2 separate regions of the Mus musculus genome follow, and region 1 is linked to region 2. The links are chromatin loops, found by intact Hi-C in ENCODE. Cell type or tissue: gastrocnemius. All regions are shown on one strand. Each heading gives the region's core, and the rest is flanking DNA. Links, peaks and the distances in the headings are about the cores only.

The links. Peaks named below come from ENCODE experiments on the same cell type or tissue, not always from the same donor. Only the 100,000 strongest peaks of a DNase experiment are listed, where the experiment ranks them.
Region 1: it touches region 2 in a loop (2.7-fold over the local background); 1 of 42 quality-filtered maps calls a loop at or near these places.

Annotation. Positions count from the first base shown.
Region 1 is chr6:124,751,742-124,759,542 of GRCm38, forward strand. Atn1 (atrophin 1) reads right to left here and starts at 4,746. Exons shown (of 10, transcript NM_007881.4): 1 at 4,555-4,746. In gastrocnemius, for the core only: no CTCF peak of the experiment used is centred there; DNase peaks (open chromatin) are centred at 4,331, 4,629, 5,063 and 6,312; H3K4me3 peaks cover 3,619 bases; H3K27ac peaks cover 3,166 bases.
Region 2 is chr6:124,914,259-124,922,059 of GRCm38, forward strand. Ptms (parathymosin) reads right to left here and starts at 3,688. Exons shown (of 5, transcript NM_026988.2): 1 at 3,302-3,688; 2 at 660-731; 3 at 377-455; 4 at 150-208. The coding sequence starts at 3,346. It overlaps A230083G16Rik (RIKEN cDNA A230083G16 gene), which reads left to right and starts at 2,605. Exons shown (of 2, transcript NR_152158.1): 1 at 2,605-2,924. Gm38896 (a long non-coding RNA gene) reads left to right here and starts at 5,332. Exons shown (of 2, transcript XR_869424.3): 1 at 5,332-5,840; 2 at 6,371-6,480. In gastrocnemius, for the core only: a CTCF peak has its summit at 3,108 (motif pointing right); DNase peaks (open chromatin) are centred at 1,035, 1,380, 1,866, 2,376 and 5 more places; H3K4me3 peaks cover 4,799 bases; H3K27ac peaks cover 4,744 bases.

The DNA of each region.
Region 1 (7,801 bases), core at 1,583-6,582, 160 kb before region 2:
ATTTTTTAAAGATTTATTTTATTTATGAGTACACTGTAGCTGTCTTCAGACACACCAGAAGAAGGCATCAGATCCCATTACAGACGGGGTCATGAGCCACCATGTGATTGCTGGGAATTGAACTCAGGACCTCTGGAAGAGCAGTCAGTGCTCTTAACCACTGAGCCATCTCTCCAGCCCTCAAAATATTTTAAAACTACAAAGAGACAAAGTGTCAGTGAACATAGAATGCAGATTTACAGATTTGAAGCCTGTACTCTCACTCGGCACCAACAGCCTATCTATCTGTATCTAGCAGTACAAATACGGATATCATCATCTGTGTCTCCACAGCCAGCCATTCTCATCTGTACTTCAGCCTCCACTCCCCCAGTGCTGGGATTACAGGCTTACCTGGTGTTGAGCACTGAGCCAGGGCCTCAAGAGTGCCAGGCTAGCACACTGAACTGTATTTCTAGTTGCTAAGAGCCAAACTACTTCATAATACTACCCATAATTTTTTTGAGTTTAATTTTCTATGTATCAACGTTTGCCTGAATGTATGTGTGCCATGTGTGTGCCTGGTTCCTGTGGGGGTCAGAAAAGGACAGCAGATTCATTGGAAGTAGAGTTAGGATGTGTGCACTATCATGTGGGTGCTGAGGACAAAACCTGCATCCTCTGACTGAGCAACAAGTGCTCTAAACAACTGAGCCACCTCTCCGGTCCCCTCTCACTCTACTCTCTCTCTCTATCTTTACCTCCTTCTCTGAAACATATAGACCAAGCTGGGCTTGAACTCACAGATATCTGCTTGCCTCTGCCTCCTGAGAGCAGGAGTGTGCACTACCAAGCCCCAGCCTGTAAGATATTTTAAGAGTGAAAAATGCTATTGTCATAGTTTTCCTTTTTATACTTTCTCCTGATGTCATGTACAGACATACGGGGTCTTGCCCATATCTGAGACAGAATCACCCTATGCACCTTATGCAGGCTACAAATGCAGAATCTTCCATCTCAGGCTCGGCAGGAGCGCCTCACCCAGTCAAGTGTACTGTTGTCAAACCACGTGAATGTCAGTAGATCTTTTTGGTTGTTATTGTTTTGTGTTTTTGAGACAGGGTCTCAAGTGCTGAAATTACTGGCATACCCTGGGCTAAGCAGGTTTTTTTAATTAGCTGGGAACCTTGGAAAGAACAGACTCAGTTTACCCACTCATTCTGAATTGGCAGGTACAGGTTAATGACATTTTTACATGTACTTTCTCTAAGGAACACAAGGTGATTACTCTTTGTCCATCACCCCTGGGCCATACTGAGGCAGGCAATGAGGAACCAGTGAGTCTAACCTTTCCAGGAAACTTAACTACTTATTCCTAAGGGGGCACAAAATGGATGGGACAGAGCCCCAAGTCCAAACTTTCAACTGATGCTTTGCCCTGCAAACTAGTGTACTTCAACTATAGCTACAATTACACTTTCTAGATAGTTTGTGGATTGGTTTTTAACAGAGTATGCATTACCAGACACGGGACGCATTCCTGAAATCCAGCACTTGAGAGGTGAAGGCAGGACCAGCCACTCTCGGCAAATAGCAAGTTCAAAGCCAGTCTAAGTTTCATGAAATCCTCTCAACACATAAAACTACAGATGGAAAAACAAGAGGATGGAGAAGAAGCAAATGTCCAAAGAACAGTACTGAACAGAAGAGAGTACGGTAACAAGGATAACAGAGATGACCACCTGTGGCTAGTTTCCTTATCAGGACCCCTAGAGCCTAGTGACAGTCTCCTCTCATCACAGAGCCTGGTCACCAAGCTAGTTTGGATCCTAAAAGACCCAAAAGGTCAAAAATTACAACAAAATTTGTTGGAGAACAGAGCAATCACCTTCTTACCTTTTTTAGTCAGCTGAAATCTGAAAGAAAAACAGTCTTCAATGGGGAAGAAGTTCCTGGGATCGGCAGAAGAAGGAATGGAACTGGGAAGAGGTTGGGGTCAGATCGTAGGTTAAGTCTAACACAGGTACAGTGGGACTCTAAAACCAACTGGCCACGTGGCGCTTCATCTTGCCTGTCTAACACTTAGACACTTAGAAGGCTGTCTCTGTCTAACACTTAGAAGCACCTACCATGTACAACAACACACATTTGCCCTCATCACCTTATGGCAAAAAGAAAGCAAGGAAGACCAAAACTTGGAAGGCAGGGAAATAAGAAATCAGAAAAGAGTCCATGGGTAGGCAGAGGGAAGAAAACTAAGAGAAGTGGGTGTGGGTCAGAGGTGAGATTCCGAGAAGGCCTGGGTTAGATCCCCAGCACCTTATAAAACAGGGTGTGGTCCAGGCCTGCAATCTCAGGACTGCAAATAGAGGGAAACTCAAGGTCATTTCCTTAGGCAGTGAGTTCAAGGACAGTTTTGGCTAAAAGCCCATCTCAAAAACAACAAACAGAGATTACTACTAAAACCAATGACCTGAGTTGGACCATGGAACCCACATGGTAGAAGAGAACCAACTCAAGTCACGCTCTGACCTGCACATGTGCACTGTAGCACACACACAAAATAAATACATACGTATAATTAAATTTTTAAAAAGTAAGGAGCAAATATGACAGGAATGTCAGAAAATGACCATGTCACAGACTTCCTGGGAAGAGCTTACAAGATGTATTCCAGGATCACCAACCACCCCAAATCCATTCTAGACCTGCCACATTAACAATCAGGTGAAAATGACCAAGACATCCATAAAGCACAGAGGAGCAGATAATGCAGCCTGGTTAGAACCCAGGTCTGTTGCAGGAACTAGAGGCCATCTCATCACACCAAGAAGGTGAAGCGCAAAGACAAGAGAAGTGACTTGCCCAAGGTCACAGAGGGACATCGGTCTCCCAGCCCCCATTCCAGAGCATCCTGCTCTGCTCTAACCTCTCTCATAGCCATCGCCCCTGGGCCACCCTCACCCAGACAGGCATGGAGAGCTACGCTACATTTGTAGGTTCAGAAAAAAAGGCCAAAGATCAGTTGAATGAAAGGGTCACCCTGAGAACTGACAAAGAAGGAAGAGAGACCCAAAGAGGAATTCAAGGAGATAAAGTAGTTTAAAGAGTCAACCATTTATAAGACAATAAGAGTGGTAGAGGCCGACAGAAATTGCCCGCGGTGATGTAACTTGGTTGTTTTTTTTTTATTTTGTTTTTGGTTCTGGAGCTCAAACCCAGGGCCTATTGTATGCATGCTAGGAAATAACACTGCTACTGAGCTACCCCCAGCCCAAGACAATATAGTTTGAACAACAACATTTTCATCTTCGCACCATACCCAGGTAGAGGCTTGCAGGAATGACCTGCAAGCAACAGGGTTACTTGTTCCAATAGACTTCTGGAGGAGAAGGGATGCCTCCTTAGGAAACCCTACTTGGGGCAACACCAGAAACATCTCCCGGAGACCCACCAAGGACAAAGCTACAGGCTGAGAGAGGCCCAATCTACATACTGAATCCCCACCTATTGGACTTCCCACTGTCTCACTACCATGGCAACAAAATGGATAAAAAAAAAAAGTGCCCCCCAAGAGACCATCCCAGGGGTCCATCTGGCAGCCACTATTACCACCTTAGTTGCCAGAGCAACTCCAACCTTTCAGGAAAGGGAGCTTTAGGGTAACCTACCCCAGGCACAAAGAGATCTCTGAGATCAAGGCAGTAAGGAAGTCCTCCTATGGGACAGCCAATGCTCTGGGGGTGAGGGTGGAGGTCACAATTCCTTGGAATGCCTATATGATTGCCCAATCTTCTCTTCTTTCCCATCCTCCCAACCTTCCCAATTCTCCCTTCAGTATCCCTGCCTTTCTTATTCGTGTTAGGAGGACTCACACTACCAAGACTCAGTGCCCCCCCTTCACGAAGTAACTAGGTCTGGGATTAGGAAAACGGGGTCAGAGGTGACCAGGATTGGGGGAAAGAAAACTGAGTCACAAAAGATATGGCCTTCCCATTTCCACCCCAAAAAACGTCGGTCTTCTCAAAGCTGGGCCTCTCCCGGTTCATCTCCATTCCCCCCAGGTTCAATCCCCCGTCTCGGCAGCTACAACCCTCATTTTACCACCTACCACACCCCTTTCCCTGTTCCCAAGACCCGCAACCTGGAAACCCGGTGCTGGGCCTGTGGGGTTACTGGAGCCTTCACGCCCCACCTCGCTGCCATCTCTCCGATCCGTCCTGCCTTCTCCGCGAACCACCCGCACAGCATCCCCCGGTTTACCTCCGCCAAGTCTCCACCTCGGCGTTCCTCCCCTTTAGGCTCTGGTCCTGGCGACGCTCGGCCCCGTCAGCCCTCCTCCCAAAACCCTCCTCCCCCCACCTCCCGAGCTCGCGACTCCCAGGCCCGCGTCCCTCCTCCGGGCGGCCCCACCCCCTGAGTCCCCAGCCTCGGGCCCGGTCGTGCCCGCAATGAGGGAACGCGACCGGGAAAATAACAAATGGAGGCGGCGGCGGGAGGGGGGACCGGGAGGGGTGGGGGCGGGGAGCCGCGGGCCGGAACGGGGCGGCCCGGGCCGGCGGCAGCGGACCTTACCTGCGAGCAGCTCGGGACGGCTGGCTGGCTGCGAGTGCGGTCGGGCTCCGGCGCCTCCCGGGGACGGCGGCGGCCACTCCCCGCCCCTCCTTACAGCGCGGCTTCAGTCGCTGCCGCGGCGGCGGCGGCGGCGGCCCCGGCCCCCCCGGAGGGCGGCCCCCATGCCCGGCTCCCCGCGCAGCCCCGATCGGCTTCTCGCGCTCCTCGCCCGCCCTCCCGCCCGGAACGCGCCGCCCGCGCCCGCCCCCGCCGCACCGCCCGCCTCCGCCCGCACTCGCGGTCCCGGCGAGGCCCGCGACCCCCGACCCTCCCGCCGCTGGTGCCGCGCGCCCCTAGCCCGCCCCGAGGCCTGCCACCCCGAAACGCGTCCTGGCCCGAGGCCCCGGTCGGGCGCGGGGCTGCGGGCGGACGGACAGGCTGGGCGGCGCGTCCGGCGACTCGCACAGGAAAGCGGACGGCGGAGGGAGGGCGCTCGGGAGAGGGGGATGGGAGCAGGGAGGAAGAGGGAGAAGGAGGGAGCGCGGAGGAACGGAGGAGAGAGAGGGGCCCGGAGGAGACGCGAGGGAGGGAGCGCGCGGCAGTCGGGGGGCGGAGGATCGGGGAAGGGGAGGCGCCGGGCGAGTTGGCCGAAGCCGGCCGGGGCGCAGAGAGAGAGGGCCTCGCTGCGCAGAGCGTGGGGAGCTCGCGGGCCCCGCGCGGGAGAGGGCTGGGTGGGAGGGGCTGTGGACTGCGAAGGCAGACCTGGGGAGGCTGGAGAAGTTTGGGGACAAGAGGGGCTGTGGCAGGGGTGAAGTAGGTGGAGTTTGGGGAATTATGAAGTAGAGATTTGGATAATGGGACTGTATTGGAAAGATGGAGAGGAAGGGCCAGAAGTAGAGGCTGGAGGGGTTTAGGAGCTATTTTGGAGAGCCTACGATGGAAGTTTGTGGACCTGGGCGGGAAAGGATGAAGACGTACTAGGAGAATGGTGTTTCTGGAAGAGATAAGCGTTTAAGGCAGTGATTGGTGTTGAGAAGAATGCAAACCACAAGAATTTGGGAATGATGAAGGAAAGCTGGAGGCAAGTCCGGAGATCCCTCTGTGGGAGAGAAGGCATGAGAAGTCTCAGAAGAGGGGTGGAGGGCAGAGGATGCCTATTCTAGAGGGAGACTGGGGTGGGCTGGGTTGGTAAACATGAATGTGGGGACTTCCAATCGAACTAAGAACTATTTCCTTTGGCAAATAAAGTGGAGGAGAATGAATTAGAGAGGTCTGGAAGGAAACACAAGATAAATAGGGCTTTTGTGGCAACGTGGTGGGAGGGCCAGTGATGGGAAAAGAGAGGAGCTAGAGACGGAGGGAGAACCCTGGAGGAGTGACAGACTGGGGTCCAGGCCCTAGTGTGGAAGAGGTAACTAAGAGGTGGCACTTCACTTTTGGGCCCTTCATTTTCTCGAGGTTCCTGAACTAGACCTTCTCAAGTCTGAAGTCATTACTAGTAGCATCTTTGGTCATGGTCACAGAAGGGATGAAGTGGGGGATTAGGTGGAAAGGACCTACATACATTTTAGGGTGCCCAGGTTCCCCATAACAATTGTAATATGGAAGTAGTCCCCAGCACAGACTACAGCATGCTCCTCCCAACTCTTCTCCAGTCAGCGTGCCAGCCATGCCCAACCTACAGCCATGAAGTCAGCACCCCCATCACTCCAGTGGTGCCTTCTTCTGGGCTCCTTCTCTGGCCCCAAACCAGCAGCAACATCTCTCAGGACAAAGGACACTAGAGACAGGGTGATTTTTGGCAGCTGAAATTGGGAAGGCTAGAGAAAGGGAGGGAGGCAGGCTGGGAGCCCGGAAGAGCTGGAGCTGGAGTCTGGATTGGGAGCCCTTAGTAGTTCACCAGATTTGGAGGTGGGGGTAGAGAGCTTGTAGGGGGCCAGCCTAGCTCAGACCTAGTGGGTGGAGTGGGGGACACTGAGTGGGCAAACTGCCTTTGTGGAAGGGAGGAGAACGGCTAGCCTAGTAGCCACCCAGTAGGTCTTACACCACCATTCCTTAGGCCAGATTCAGCCAAGCTCTTGAACTTACCCAAAAGCTCTACACAGATTCCAAAGCACTAGGGAGACCAAGCAAGAATGCTTGGCTCCTCTAGGAACAAATATCCCATCACCCCACTGTGAAGTCCCTTGCCTCTGCAGGGCCTCACTTTACCCCCATACCCATTTGCTTGTCCCCTTCCAGGGCCTCCCAGAGACCAGGTCCTCTCCTGTGTACCCTTCACGTCTTTTTCTCTGTGCTCTAAGATAGACCTAGTTCCTTCCCTGTACCAACTAATTTTGCTCTGAGACTCCTCCTCCCTCCCCCCTCTCCCCATAGCATTTCCTCTCTTTCCTTTAGTTTCCCACTAGGCCTGGCCTAGGACCTTTCCAATCCTTTCCAGACTCAACCTCTACCCTTGTTTAGCCGCTAAGGCAACAGCCAAGATGGTAACTTATCTAAGCCTAAAAGAAAAATGTAGGCCTAGGGAAGGACAAGGCATGGAACTAGGAAAAGAAGCCAGCACTACACCTTCCAGTTCCTCTGGTACCCAAGACCAGGCTCACAGCTCAGCTGCTGGGAGCATTAAATATACACCCCACCCCTATCCTTCACCCCAGCTCCCTCTCTGGCCCCAGCCCCCTACAATCACCTGGTCTCCAGGCAATGGCACAAAAGGAAAGTAGAGAGGGGCCTTGGAGGCCCAAGCAGAGCTAGCTGTAACCCAATCCAACCTGGTACCAGAAGGGGGCTGGGAATGTTGTCAGAAAAAGGCACCTAGCTAGGATGGAGGAAAGAAAAGACAAGGGTTAGGAATGGTGGCTACAGCCACAATAGCCCTGACCAAAGCCTAGGAGTTTCTGAGAGAGCAGCCCCAGAGAAGTGTAGCGAGCCCCCGGGGCCATATAGGGGTGCTGGAAGGGGGAAAAAAAACGAGGAGCTTACATAGGAATTCAAGGGCACAGGGAAGGAGAGGGAGCAAGAAGTTCTTTGAACTGAAAATAGCTGGGGGATACAAGAAGATGGGTGGGGAGATGTGGCTCCTGGCTTCACCAGTGCAAGTTTCTGTTAGCCCTAAAGGGAGAAGGAAGTCTGAGGGAGCCTGGGACCAGAACTTGGGAGGATCCGCGGGAGGAGGGCAGAGGGTGCAACCTTGAAATTCTTCCCACCCCAACCTCACCTTGGCGTCTAGTAAGGTGTCCTGCAGAACTTGGGCTCCCCCTAATGGCCA
Region 2 (7,801 bases), core at 925-5,924:
GCTGTACAAAGGAGACTTCCCCGTTCCTGCTGGCCCTGCTCTGGCCCCTGCCTATCCATGCTACCCACAAGGACCTGGGTCCAAATCCAAAGGCCACCCAGCCCTTGATATATTCCTGACAGCCCCTCAGGCTCCAACCCAGCTCAAACCTCCTCTTCAGCAGTTCTCTTCCGCACGGGGCCTTCATCCTCCTCCTCTTCTTCCTCATCTGAGGAGCCAGAAACAAGTCACTGGGGAAGGTTGGGAGGCTCTGGGCACGCGCGCGCGTACACCCACACCCACCCCTTTCTATCCCAGTGTCCAGTCTTCAACTGCTCCCTGGCTCTGCTCTTTTGTGTCTCAACTTTGCAGCCCAGCCTTCCCTACCCATCCCTACCTTCTTCATCCCCTTCATCATCATCCTCTCCATCCTCTGCAGTTTCTTCTTCCTCTTCCTCAGCTCCATTCTCCTCCTCCTATGGGGACCAAGACAAGGGGTGATGGATGTCAAGCCAGCTGTGCTGCCACTCACTGGGTGGTAAAGGGGCCTAGGAGTCTCAGGGTAGGGAAGGAATGAGAAGAGGTCGAGAGAATGGCAGGACCCCAGCACCCCCAGAAGGTAGGGGGGCAGGAAGGATGTTTGGGCAAGCGCAGTCATCTTCCCCCTGCTGCCTTCACACCTCCACTACTTCTTTCTTCCGTTCTTTCCGGCCGGCCTTCTCCTCCACCTTGTCCTTCTTTTCTTTCAGGTCCTGCAAGACAGAAGGTCACCTTTCTCTCAGCAAGGATGACAGACAGCCCTCGAGTGCTTCCAACTCTGCAGCTAGGTCAAAGGTAGTAAGTGAAGGTGGCCATAGTTTGAGACACAACTGGAGTCCTCCGGTCCTTAGATATGGGCCATAATTGGCTGATACTAGAGACTTCTGTCCCCTAGGGCCCCCAGGGATGTGGGCAAGTGATGATAAGTGGCCAGAGTCGCTGAGGCTCCCACCCCATCAAGTTCTTCCGAACCTCCCCTGGCTTAAGAGTTGAGCTCCACAAAGCAAATCCCCCATCTGCTGGCAGCCTGGCTGCCCCACCCCCTCACCCTCTCTGCTTGCCCCCGCTCTGCCTTTTGTCTACCTCAGGGGCCTTTGCCTAAGTACTCTCTCTCCTGGGCATCACTCCCAGCTTCTCCGTCAGCTTCTGGGGTCTTTGTTTCCCTGCTGTGTCTCCCTAATCCTCCTGTTCCTACCTGGCCTAACGGCACAGGGATGTGGCGATCACCCTAACGTGTTCCCACATCGGTTTCTATCCCCAATCTAACCAGTCTCGGCGTTCCCTGCGCGCTCCACCTTCCTGCCGCCAAGGAAGGAGGAAGCACAACAAACAAGTGTGCGCCGGGGCGGGCGGGCAGGTGGGAGTTACCTGCCCAGAGTCCCTCCCACCAGGCTGTCTGCCTTCACTCCAAAAGCCCAGCAGGTCCTATTCTATTCTGACAGTGGGTAAGCCCCTCTGGACACACCAGCCTTCCAACCCCATACAGATCCCATGTCTCCTTGGCAGGGGCCACCTTCTCCTCCGCTCTTATCTAACGTTAGTATGCAACTCTGTGTACACGATCCCAAGTGGGCCGGAGTTCTCCTAAGTAGATCACCCCAGAGGTACGTGTCCTTTCTAGAACAAGACTGAGGTAGAAGAGGTGCCAAAATGACTGGCCTGAGGACACTCCACTCCCTTCTCCCTTCAGGAAGAGCACAAAACACTTGGACCCTCTCACACCAGACATGGTTCCTCATTCTGATTTGTCGTTCCTTCTCTGTCACATGGTGGGTTTGGGCACTTGTATTACCAGGTGGGCTTTCTCATACACTCCCGGGCCAGGCAGGAACTAAGTCAGCTTAGCATGAGCCAGGCCCTGGCCTGAGTTTTCTACTGCGGTTGATGGAGGGGTGAGGGGAAGGGAGAGAGAATACCAGAGACCAAAGTCCACAGGGTTGGCCCCTCTCCTCCTGGGTCCTGTCCTGGTCACTGTCCTTCCATGATCTCTTGTCCAGGAGGGTATGTGACCTGCCCCCAGCTGCTAAGCAGCTCTCTGGCCTCTCCAGGGGCACAGAAGCTCACCCAGGCTAACACCAACTCACACATCTGCAGGGGAGCACCCACTCACTCTGTAGACACATGGCCCAATGTTTGGGCATTCTGGCACAGTCTCACAGGAGCACACTGTAGCCACTCACAAAGCAACAACATGCCTCCAGGACATCTCAGTCAGTCTCCGCATGCACACATGTAACTGACACGGGCGGTCCCACACACTCGCTGGATCTCAGACATACAAAGACGCCTACTCGGTGAAGTCACATGCCACCGCACAACCCACCGGAGGGCCACACAGGCACACCTTATCAGATCTCACATGTCCCCTCTTCCCACTGCCTTTCATCCTATCAGCTCCCTCCTTCCACTTGGACCTCGAGAACTATACTGCGCCCCCCCCCCCAAAAAAAAAAGACTGGGCTCCCAGCCCCCAAGCCTGGCCGCATTAATTTCCCTAAGCGGCACTCCGCAGTTTCCCTGGGGAAATTAGAGGAAGGCTGAAAGAGAGACAAGGGCAAAGGGATGAGGCCGGGAAAGGCAGCTGCTGAGAGCAAAGATAGCTTGACGTATGGTCAGGCGATGCTGAGCTCCAGCTTTTTCGAAGGCTCGTTTCTCCGTCTTTCTGATTTTTAGAAATTCAACATGAGGGGAGGCGATAATGGAAAAAAAATGGAAATCGGTAGTAGAGGAAGAACAAATGAAGATGGGCAAAAAATTTTTTTAAAAATTAAAAAGGGGGGGTGGAGAGGAGCAGCCCTTCAGGGACGAGGACAGACGGTCGGGCGGCAAGGGGAGGAGCCGAGGAGTAGCCTCCCGGGAGAGTCCTGTTTACACTTGAGGATCCCAAACCGCTTAGCAGAGGAAAGGTGAGGTCATAGTGGCAAGAGACCTGGGGGCTCGGCTCGGACATGGGGCCCGGGAAGCTAGAGGCGCCGCTCTCCGACGAGAAGGCGGACCGGGCAGAGGCGGGCGCGGCAGGCAGGGCACGAGAGGGGTGGGGATGGCGGGGCCGGGCGCAGGCCGGGCGGTGAGGCCCGAGCCACGGCGCGCTGGGCCGCTAGAGGGCGCCGGTGGTGCCGAGCGGGATAGGCAGCGCCGGGCTCCGAGCGGGGGGAGGGCGCAGCGGGGTCCGCGGGGACCGGGCGCCAGGGCCGCTCGGGGCCGTCGGGGGCGACCGGGCGCGAAGGACCGCGCCGATCCCGGGGCCGCCCGGGTGCCGCGCCGCCGCCGCCCCTGCCCGTACCTTGGCACTCAGCTCGGCCGCTGCCTCCACGCTCTTCTCCGACATGGTGCCGGGGCCGGGGCTGGCAGGGAGCCGGGGTCCCGGGGCCGAGGCGGAGGAGCCCTGGACGGCGGAGGGTGGCCGCGGCCGGAACTTGGCGCGGTGGCGGCGGCGGCAGCGGCAGCGACGGCCGCTCGGCAAGCTGGCTCGCTGCAAGAGGCGGCAGAGGCGCGCGGGGTGGGGCGGGGGTGGGTCCCGAGCAGAGACCCGCAGGGCTGCGGCCGTCCGGAGGGCGGGCGGGCGGGCAGGCGGGAGGACGATGCGGGCGGTGGCCGGCGCGCTCCGGTCGCGGTCGCTCGGTCTTGCTCGCCGCCCCCGCACCAGCAGAGCTGCCGCCGACCAGCCGCTGCCGCCCCCGGGAAGGGAACCCGCTTTTAAGGCGGCGCTGCCCGACGGGAGGGGCTTCCCAGGGGTGGGGCAGGCGAGAGCGGGGAGGAGAGGAGAGGGGAGGGGGATGAAAGAGGAGGTTGGAGAGGTGGGGATAGGAGGATGAAAGCGAAGGGCGGGAGAGCGAGCGGGACAGGAGGAAGGACGAGACCGGGCGGGGGAATGGAGAGACTGACGGTTCGGGAGCGAGCGGAGTGGGGCGAGGAGGTGGGAAGGGGTGGGGTTCCTGCGGGGAGACACCGCTCCAAATGCCAGCCTACTGCCTGCAAGCTGGAGTCTGGCTCCTGGGGGCGGACTGGCCAGACTCCTGCTGACCTCCTCCTTTTAGCCCTGGGATTTTGCTAAAGTGGGGGTGCAGGGAGTGGGGCTGTAGATGTAGAGGCTGGGCAGGTATTTGAGAAACCAAAAGCTGAAAGGAGAGGAAGAAGGCTGCAGAGCCACTTCCATTTCTCGCTCCTGTCCGCCTTCTCTAGGTGGCCTTGAGGAGGAAAGTGAGAGTACAAAGGACAGCCTGGGCCTCTCGGCTGGACTTGACATTTGTGGTCCTTGTCGGGTTCCTTCCAGTCTGTTTCGGGGGATGTGAGGGGCCCTCTGATGTTCTCGTCTGCCTCTTTATTCTTCTCTCCTCTTACCTGTCTCACCTCACTTAATTGCCTGGTTCTTGTGTTTCTCTTCACCTCTTCATTCATATAGACCGAGACCCCTCCCTTACAACCATCTACATCTCTTATGTCTCAATTTACTTTGCTCCAGATAACACTGTTTTCTTACCTGATTATCACCTGGCCCTATAAACTTAGCTAATTTTCAACTCTTTCCGATTGTCCTTGTACATTTTCCCTCTCGTAGCTCTTCTCTGTCTTCCCCCCAGTCTTTCTGAATTCAATTGTCCTTTGCACACACGGGCCCAGATACGGGGTTCCTTGTCCTCAGCGCCTCACCCCTAGGTTCAGAATCTTTAGATAATTTTTTGAGAACCCTAAGATTCAGAAAGAGACGGGCTGGCCTGTCAGTCTGAGGCCCGAACGGTGGATGAAGAAGAAGGCTGGGCTTTGGGAAAAGATTGTCTTTGGGGTGTGTGTGTGTGTGTGTGTGTGTGTGTGTGTGTGTGTGTGTGTGTGATCTGTCATTATTACCCCTCACCTTTTCCTAATCATTTTTATTTCCTTAATAAAAAACATCACCTTTAGCCAGATGACCTATTCAGCACTTGGGAAGCTGAGGCAGGAGGATTGCCATTAGTTTGAGGGCATCCTGAGCAATACATCTTGCCCCTTCCCGACCCCCCCCCCCAATTAGAAAAAAAGGGAAGCCATTGTTGGTCTTCCATCATCATTTAGCATGTGAGCGTGTCAACACACCATCGTTTGATCTCTCATACACATCTCCTGGTTTCTCTGACTCTTAATTCAGTTTCTTCGTCTCATAAATCTTTGCGCCCCACCCTGGTTTTTCCTGGCAGGGTTCGGTCCACCTTTTCTCTGAGATCTCTCCATTTCCCCTTTTCAATGCGCTTCTCAGACTTCAGTGACTGATGTCTATAGCAATCTCTCACCATATTCCATCTCTGTACCCTTTCTTGCTTCATTTATCTCCCCTCCCTCACCCCATAACGCCCCCCCCCCCCCAAGCCTCGCTCCCTTTGGGTTGGTCTCTTTCCTCTCCCTCCCGCCTTCTTTTTTCTCTGCCTTCTCTACTCCACCTCCCAGCCCCGCCTGCTGTCTCGGACACCCTGCTGGGCTCTTACCCTGTTGCCCTGGTAACCGCCCTCAACTCCGGTCACCTCCACTCCCCTCCCCCCTCCAATCACCGCCACCAACAACCTCCATCCACCTTCCTCCTGTTTTTCCCGAGAGCCAATAGAAACCCTGTTGCCAGGTGGAATGCTCATTTGAATCAGCCAATCCAAGATTCTAACTGTTTGCCCTGCCTTATAAGGGGATGTGAAGAGGGCCACTCCCCCCACTCCCGCCCCACAGGGGACGAGCCCCACCACTGTCTTTTCACTCTGGCCTAGGAAGGAGATTGAGACCCTCTCATAAAGGGGGCTTACCCTCTCATAAAGGGCCTATCTTCCCATTTCTTTAGATGGGACCACCAGGGTTGCAGTGAGGTGTGGGACGGACCTTGGGGAGTGGGTTGGACTGTGGGCTGGGCCTCAAGGCTGGGGGTGGGAATGAGGTGTGATTAGGGAAGGGGAGGCGGAGGGAGCCGGGAATTTTGCCCAGGGAGGGGTGTCTGGGAGCGGAGGCAGCTGCAGTGGAAAATTCCAGGGAGATGGCGAGGCAGAGAATGGGAATCCTGCCCCAAGGCCCAAGGGAGTGCATAGAAATCTAAGAACTTGGACATTAGGGTCTTCAGGGACTGCTGGGGGTCATTCTACAGGCCTGGAAGGCCGATTCTAAATCCCTTCCTATGAATAACGGAGGAACCACCCATTATCCTTTCTATCTGGTTAGAGCACAGACCAGAGTCTCCTAAAGTTCTGCTTTTTCAGGAAGCAGCTGGGAGACTTGAGGTGAATTTGAAGGAAATGGGATGTTGAGCAGAGAACCCACCAGAGTGGCCCTTTAAGGTCTGTCTTTGTACCTCGGGTCACTGGTGTCAAATGCCAACGTTTGCTTCTTTTGCTTCGCTCCATAGAAGTACTCTTGAGGTTTTGTGGAGGCCTGCCTATTCCTAGAATTCTATTACTCTACCATGCAGTTGAGACATTTCCCACGAGTTGAGTGGGGAAAAAAAAAAAAAAAAAACAACCTGTGCTTACACATCTTCTGAAAGTGGGAAAAAGAAGAGACCAAGGTGAGAAGAACAAGAAAGGCCGGAGCCCCCTGGAAGCTATGACATCTGGCTGAGTTCCTAGAAGTTGCTCTTGCTCTCAAGTGTGGAAGGTGTTCCCTTCTAATTGCTTCAGACTCCTTCTTAGTGAGGTCTCCAGTTCCGTAGTCAGTGTGCCTGTGTTCTTCCGATCAGTGCTGAGGAGAGCCTGTGTCACTCAAGGCAGTGGAGCACACAAGTCCAGAGAGCTGGGCCATCTCCCTTAGCCTTTATTAAATCTTTTGTTCACTCCCAGTGACCACAGTTTTTTTATATCCCAATTTTTCCTTCATCTTAGGAAAACAAAACAAAAAAACCTCCAAGTCAGGAGACGAACACTTAGAAATTAACCAAGCCCTTATATCTAGTGTGTTGGTGCCCTCCAGCAGAAGGCAGACCTCAAGAGTGAGCATGGTTTTTTCCCTTCTCCCATGTGAGCCCTGGGAATCAAACTCAGATCAGCAGGCCTGGTGGCAAGCACTTCTCTCTGCCCCCCCCCCTCCTTTTTTTGGAAGGAAAGCTTTATTTTGGTGACCATCCCCTGTGATACAGTAATGCAGGCTATCCTGGTGATGAAGACAGTTGTGGTAAACAGAGCCAGAAGCAGTGGTTTTCATTAAATTCAAAGGCAGGAGGGAGTGATACAGACTCGTGCTCGCTCAGAGCCTGGTGTCCTTTTTTTATTATTATTTAGTTTTTATGTCTGGGTGTTTTGTCTGTGAGTGGTGCCCTATTTGTGTTCCCGGATCCCGCTAGGAGTCCAGAAGAGGGTGTGTGAAACCTTGGAACTAGAGTGTGAGCCTCCGTGTGGAATAAACCCCAGGTTCTCTGGAAGAACAGTCAGTGCTCTTAACAGATGAGCCATCTCTCCAGAGCCTTCCTTCCTCTTTTTTTTTTTTTTTTTTTTGAGGCAGAGGAGTCTCACTATGATGACCAGGCTGGTCTGCTTCCTGCTTCTGCCTCCCCATTGTGGGCTTTAAAGCCCTGAAATACTGTGTGTGTGTGTGTGTGTGTGTGTGTGTGTGTGTGTGTGTGTGTGTGTACACATGCGTGCAAGGCACACAGCTCATGCATATTCAGGTGAGCTTGGAGGTCTGAAGAGAACTTGGATTTCTGAAGCTGGAGTTACTGGCAGTTGCGAGCTACTGGACTTGGGTGCTGAGATTTGAACTTGGACCCTCTGCTAGAACAGCAAGAGCTCTCGGTCACTGAGCTATCTCTCCAGGTCACTGTCCGCTTTCCTCTTTCTATGCAGCC